2 separate regions of the Mus musculus genome follow, and region 2 is linked to region 1. The links are chromatin contacts, found by POLR2A ChIA-PET in ENCODE. All regions are on one chromosome and are shown on one strand. The core of a region is the stretch at or near the end of the contact, and the rest is flanking DNA. Distances in the headings are between cores, read along the strand shown. Region 1 holds the start of F8a (factor 8-associated gene A). Region 2 holds the start of Haus7 (HAUS augmin-like complex, subunit 7).

Region 1 (2,700 bases), core at 91-2,590:
ATAATGGATGGAATTGGAGGGCACTAATTTAAGTAACTTGCTAGGCACACAAAGCCAAATTAACATGGCAGCAATAGAAATGAAAAGAAAAACAAGACAAAAACAGACAAAAAAAACAGAAGCTAGATCACATGTTTCATCACCTGTCCCCAAAGATAAAACAAGTTGGTAAGAAGGTGACTTATCAGACACCCTGTCCAGAGGGAGAGATGGTTTCCTGCAGAACGAGGTGGAGGAGGTGGTTCTGCTCAGCGGTTAGCAGTGGCCACATCTCCACCTGCAGCTTCTTGATGCCTTCAGTGTCCTTTTCTTGGGCAGCCATGACCAGAGACTGCAATAACAGAAACAGCTCCTCAGGAAGCTGGCCGCTGGTATCCTGGCCATGGCCATCGAAAGCCTCCCAGGAGTACTTCTCCAGGGTCTGGGCATGCTCGGGCAGCAGCTTGGCAGGTGGTGGTTGCAGGAGCAGCAGCAGCAGTACACGGGACACCTCACACCTGACTAGGACGTCAGCAAAGGCACCGAGTGTGCCAGGTGAAGGCGCAACAGAGCCTGGGGCGTGGTCCGGGGGCTGCGGGAGGGGCAAGGTCGAGCCCAAGACAGGTCTCGGCTGGGGTCCCGACAGGGGTGGCTGGGGCCCAGAAGGCGGCTGCGGCAGCAGCTCGAGTTGCTGTACCGGGTGGCCCCCATGCTCCCGTGCCAGGCGTTGCATGCGTGTAAATAGCGCCAGGGCGCCTGTGTAGTCGCGCGCCAACAGCTGGCAGGAGGCAGCATCACCAAGCGCTTGCAGTGCGGCCAGTGGCATCAGGGGCAGGTGCAGCTGGGCAGCCCGCTGAAAGTGACCGGCAGCAGCGGCCGGCTGGCCCACTGCGCGAAGGGCAGCAGCTAGTTCCAGGCACAGTGCAGCAGCGGCGGCAGGCTGGCCGAGCTCGAGGTGCAAGCGCACAGCGGCGCCGAGGGCGCTGGCGGCCGCCTGCAGAGGCTCCCCGTAGGCGGCGGGACAGCCCAAGCGTTGGCGCGCGTCGCACTCCTGCCGCAGGAAAAGTCGGGCCGCCTCTGTGAGGGCCAGCGCTTCCCCGGGCCCATGGAAGAGCGCCTGCTGGCAGCGCGCCACAGCCAGCTGGCACCAGGCAGCATAAGGCAGGCACTCCTGGGCGCGCAGCTCCCGGGCTAGCTGGGCGAACTGCTCCCCGGCCTCGGCCACGTTCGGCTTCCTCAAGAAGCGCTTCTTGAGCTTGTTGGACACCTGCCGATAGCGTGCCAAGAAGTCCCCAGCCTCTGAGCCTGGCCAGGCACCGCCGCCCAAGGAGGACGCAGAGCCCGCAGCCATGTTGACCGGCTAGCCGCGCCGCCTTACTTCCGGTTGAGGGAGGGCTGAGGGGGAACAGCTATGACTAACGCTACGCTGCGCCTAGCCCACAATGGGATCACAATTCATCACCTCCGCTTCCGCCTCAGGCGCCCCAGCGCTCTGCTGTAGCCACAGTGATGTGCAAAGTGCTGTTGAAGGAGGGATATGGAGGACTATAAAAGCCAATCAAGGAAGAAGGGCTGGGTGCCTACCCAAACAGTCCCCGTATGGAATTAAATTCTGCGGGGGTGGGGCTTGAGTGACGCAAATGGAGGGGGCGGGTCCAGTGCCAGTCAAATATGCAAAGGATTTCTCTGCTGCCAGGATTAGCATCGTACCCCTCACTTCCTCAACAAACATGAGACCTGACTGAGCAAGCTAGTACAGGTCCTGCCATGGTGGGAGCCTTTGCTAGTTTACAGCTTATTTACAATCATATACACATTGATATACATATCACCTGCAATCATATACACATTGATTTTGAAAGAGTTTTCATGAAGGATTTTTAGCAGGACATGCACTACCAAAGGCACTTTAAATTAGCTATTGTACATGCATGTGTTTCAATTTATACCAAGTATTTAAAAACAAAGAAGGGATTCCTTTTACTTTATTTTGAACTATCTCAATTAGTCCAAATGATTACCTACCAGAACTTGAACAAAAGGGGGGAGTGTACATTATTAAATTTATATATAAAGGATTATATACTTGCACCTAGTAGAGAATTACGTGCCTGAAAATAATTTGTCAAGATGTACAACAGAAGCTAATTTTCATTTCGCAAATTCTCTTGTCTTCTCCTTAGTTTTTCATGGTGTGATACACTTGGATCCTATCCTCCAAATTCTAAAAAAGCAATCCATTGATCCAAAAGTCAAATGAACTCAGCAAATAAAGGATGTGTTAATTTTCTACTCTTATCGTGAACCAAAAAATAGAATTGTGCATAGCAGACCTATCATTTAAAAGCATCAATGGAGGCCTGAGAGAAAGCTTACTGCTTAAGAGCATTTGTTGCTCTTGCAGAGGACCTGAGTTCATTTCCCAGTAAAACACACAGACACATAAAGAAATAATTTTTAAAAACCATCAATGTCTTGATCAATCTCTCTCTGTCTCTCTCTCCCTCCATCCCTCCTGCCCTCCTGCCCTCCCTCCCTCTGAAAAAAGCCAGTATACCAATTTCTCTCTTAAATGACAACCTATCCCATAGAACAGTGATATATCACATATGTACTTTAGGTTTCAAATGAGTGCATTTATGTATATTGCAAGCAAATGTAAAACAATAAACAACATAATACAGCACATAAATAGAAGAGGCAGGCAGCAAAGTATTATCA
Region 2 (2,700 bases), core at 115-2,614, 230 kb before region 1:
GCCAAAGGTCATTGTTGGGTATCTTTTTCAGTTGTTCTCTACATTATTTTTAAATATTTATTTTTATGTGCATGCGTCTTTATTTGCATTTATGTCTATGCACCATATGCATGCTGTGTTCAAGGAGTTTAGAAGAGGGCTTTGGGTCTTCTGGAACAGGAGTTATAGCTGGTTGTGACCTGCCACATGGGTACTGGGAACTAAACCTGGGTCTTCTGCAAGAGCACCAGCCATTAAGATTTCTTAATGGCTGAGACATCTTACTTTTTGAAACAGGGCCTCTCACTGAATCTGAGATACAGAGTTTTTTTTTTTTTTTTTTGAGACAGGGTTTCTTGGGTTTCTCTGTGTAGCCCTGGCTGTCCTGGAACTCACTCTGTAGACCAGGCTGGTCTCAAACTCAGAAATCCGCCTGCCTCTGCCTCCCAAGTGCTGGGATTACAGGCGTGTGCCGCCACAACCGGCTACAGAGAGATTTTTAAGCGGACTGAGTGGGAATGAGACACAAGAGCATCCATGAAAGCCAAAGGTAGGATGGAGATGTGGGGCCTGGTCAGCATAATGATAACAATGAACATTTACCTGTCAGACTTCACCTTAGGAATTTCATAGAAATGATTGCTTCTTTTCATCTTCATTTGTAAACCAATGAAGTAGGTGCTCTCATTATCCAACATTTATTTGAGGGCAAGGAAGCACAGAGAGGTTAGGTAACTGGCCCAAAGTTTTCTGGGTGTGGTAATGCTTACCTGTTATCACAGTGCATTGAAGGCTGAGGCAGGAGGATCACAAGTTTGAAGTCAGTCTGGGCTACAAAGCCAAATCCTGGTTCAAAGTTCTCCAAACAAAACAGACCACACAAACCAAAACAAAAGTCACACAGCCTGTGATTGGCAGAGCCAGATTTGAATTTAAGAACTTTCCCTCTGACTTTGTGTGCAAAGGAGACAAGACAGAACTTTGGGCCGAGAAATGGTCTTAGTTTTTCTATCAAAGCTTGCCTTCATCAGTCAGGATCCATCTACTGCCAAAGAGAACCTGAACAAGGTAGGAGCGCCTCCTCCTGGATGAGCCCGACCTCTTTGAGTCCCTCACTTCTGCCTCTAAAAGGAGCTACTCAGCTTTTGGTTAAGTCCTACTCGGCCCGCCTCCTCCTCTCTGCCTCTCCCCTCCAGCCCCGCCTTTAGCCCGCCTCTGTCCTATCCTCGCCCAACCCTCTTCTCTGCACCCTGCTCCCTGAGGTGCGCGCAGGCAGTGACAGAGCGGCAGCCCAATGGGAAGGCTTGTTGGAAAAGAGGGTGGGCCTTTGTGACGCCCGTCCCGATGGTTGGCTTCGCTCCTGCCGCGCGGGTTGGTGGGCGGAGAGACCTAAGAAACTGGTGAGCTTTTAGCAGTGTGGCGGCGGCCTGTAAGCTTGGGGGGCGTGAACCAGTTGTAGTTCAGAGCGCGAAACATGGCGGAGGAGGGTGCCGGTGCCGGGTCTGATGACAGCTACTACAAAGATGTGGGTGATGACTGCGTGGTCAAGGCAGCTGTAGAGGTGTTCGAGAAGCTGAAGGTACTGTGAGCCAGGGGAACCGCTCCTTGATAGGGGACCAGGTGGGGCCCCGTCCCAGTGCCATTTGGAGCTTCCTGTGGACATTGACCGCACCACAGGGGTCCACAGTGGCAGGCCCTGGCAAAGCTTTGGGGGGGGGGGCGACTTGCGGACCATCTGTCTTAGGTCTTTGGAGTCCTCGGACCTCTGCTCGTGCTGTTCCAACAGACCATTGCAAGATTGAGGCTGGGGACTTGGAGCCCATGAAAAATGGAGAACGCGGGCCCCAATCTCAAAGAGCTGGAAGTGGGTGGAGTTGGGTTTGAGGGGACAGATGGGCTGAACACCTTGCCGTTTTGTTGGGTCAGAGACAGTGACCTCCAGGTGGGTTTAAGGTACATGCAGCAGTGAGGAGCATGACCGTGTAAAGTTAGGGAGCTATCCCAGGCCCATTGAACCCCTTGCTAACCTCCCTCCCATCTCCCCTTGCTACTGACTCAGTGATCACTTTCAGTCTCCCTCCACTGCCCCTCAGATTTAATCGTAGTCTTCTTAACCCATTCTCAGGCATGTTCCTAGTTTTATGGCCGTGAAACCCAGAGGGAACACACTTAAAAGTGGTGGGGCAGCAAGTCACAGGAGCAAATGTAGGGTGAAGATGAGGGACTTGAACTTTTGACAAGGCCAGGAAGGGGCACAAACTGATAGAAATGCTTAGCCACCCCACAGTAACCGGCTTCCTCTGACTTGCCTTTTCCTTGTTTAGGGTGTAAACTGCCCCTTCCTCGACGGCCTGTATATTACAGAACCAAAGACAATTATGGAGCTGCTGTGTAGGCCCTCAAAGTACCGGTTGGACATACTGGAATGGATGTGTATACGGTAATGCTCTTTGTTCTTTCCTTTCCATGAAGTGTCTTCTGGGGGAGATGGGAATGTGTCATTTTAGAGGGTCCCATAACCAAGCCAGCTCCAGGAAAGCTAACTGAGCCATGACCAAGATGGTGGGGAGGTGGCCCTGGCAGTACAAGATGGACTTTAATGAAAGCCCTTTCTGCACCAGGCCTCCTGGGCTTTTGATTGTGTTGAGGCTATATGATGTGGTTCTTGTCACTGAGCTCTGATTACTGTCAGCTTGGACAGCACCTGATGATCAGAGAGGG

Evidence for each region. ChIA-PET counts read pairs that join two places held with the same protein, here RNA polymerase II (POLR2A).
Region 2: POLR2A ChIA-PET joins it to region 1 with 11 read pairs in embryonic stem cell. The contact joins the promoter of Haus7 here to the promoter of F8a in region 1. POLR2A ChIA-PET finds 5 or more read pairs at or near these places in 2 of 5 experiments (Patski and embryonic stem cell).

What each region holds. Positions count from the first base shown.
Region 1 is chrX:73,226,946-73,229,645 of GRCm38, reverse strand. It overlaps F8a (factor 8-associated gene A), which reads right to left and starts at 1,340. Exons shown (of 1, transcript NM_007978.3): 1 at 1-1,340. The coding sequence starts at 1,330. The coding sequence ends at 185.
Region 2 is chrX:73,457,693-73,460,392 of GRCm38, reverse strand. It overlaps Haus7 (HAUS augmin-like complex, subunit 7), which reads left to right and starts at 1,364. Exons shown (of 10, transcript NM_028633.3): 1 at 1,364-1,558; 2 at 2,304-2,419. The coding sequence starts at 1,454.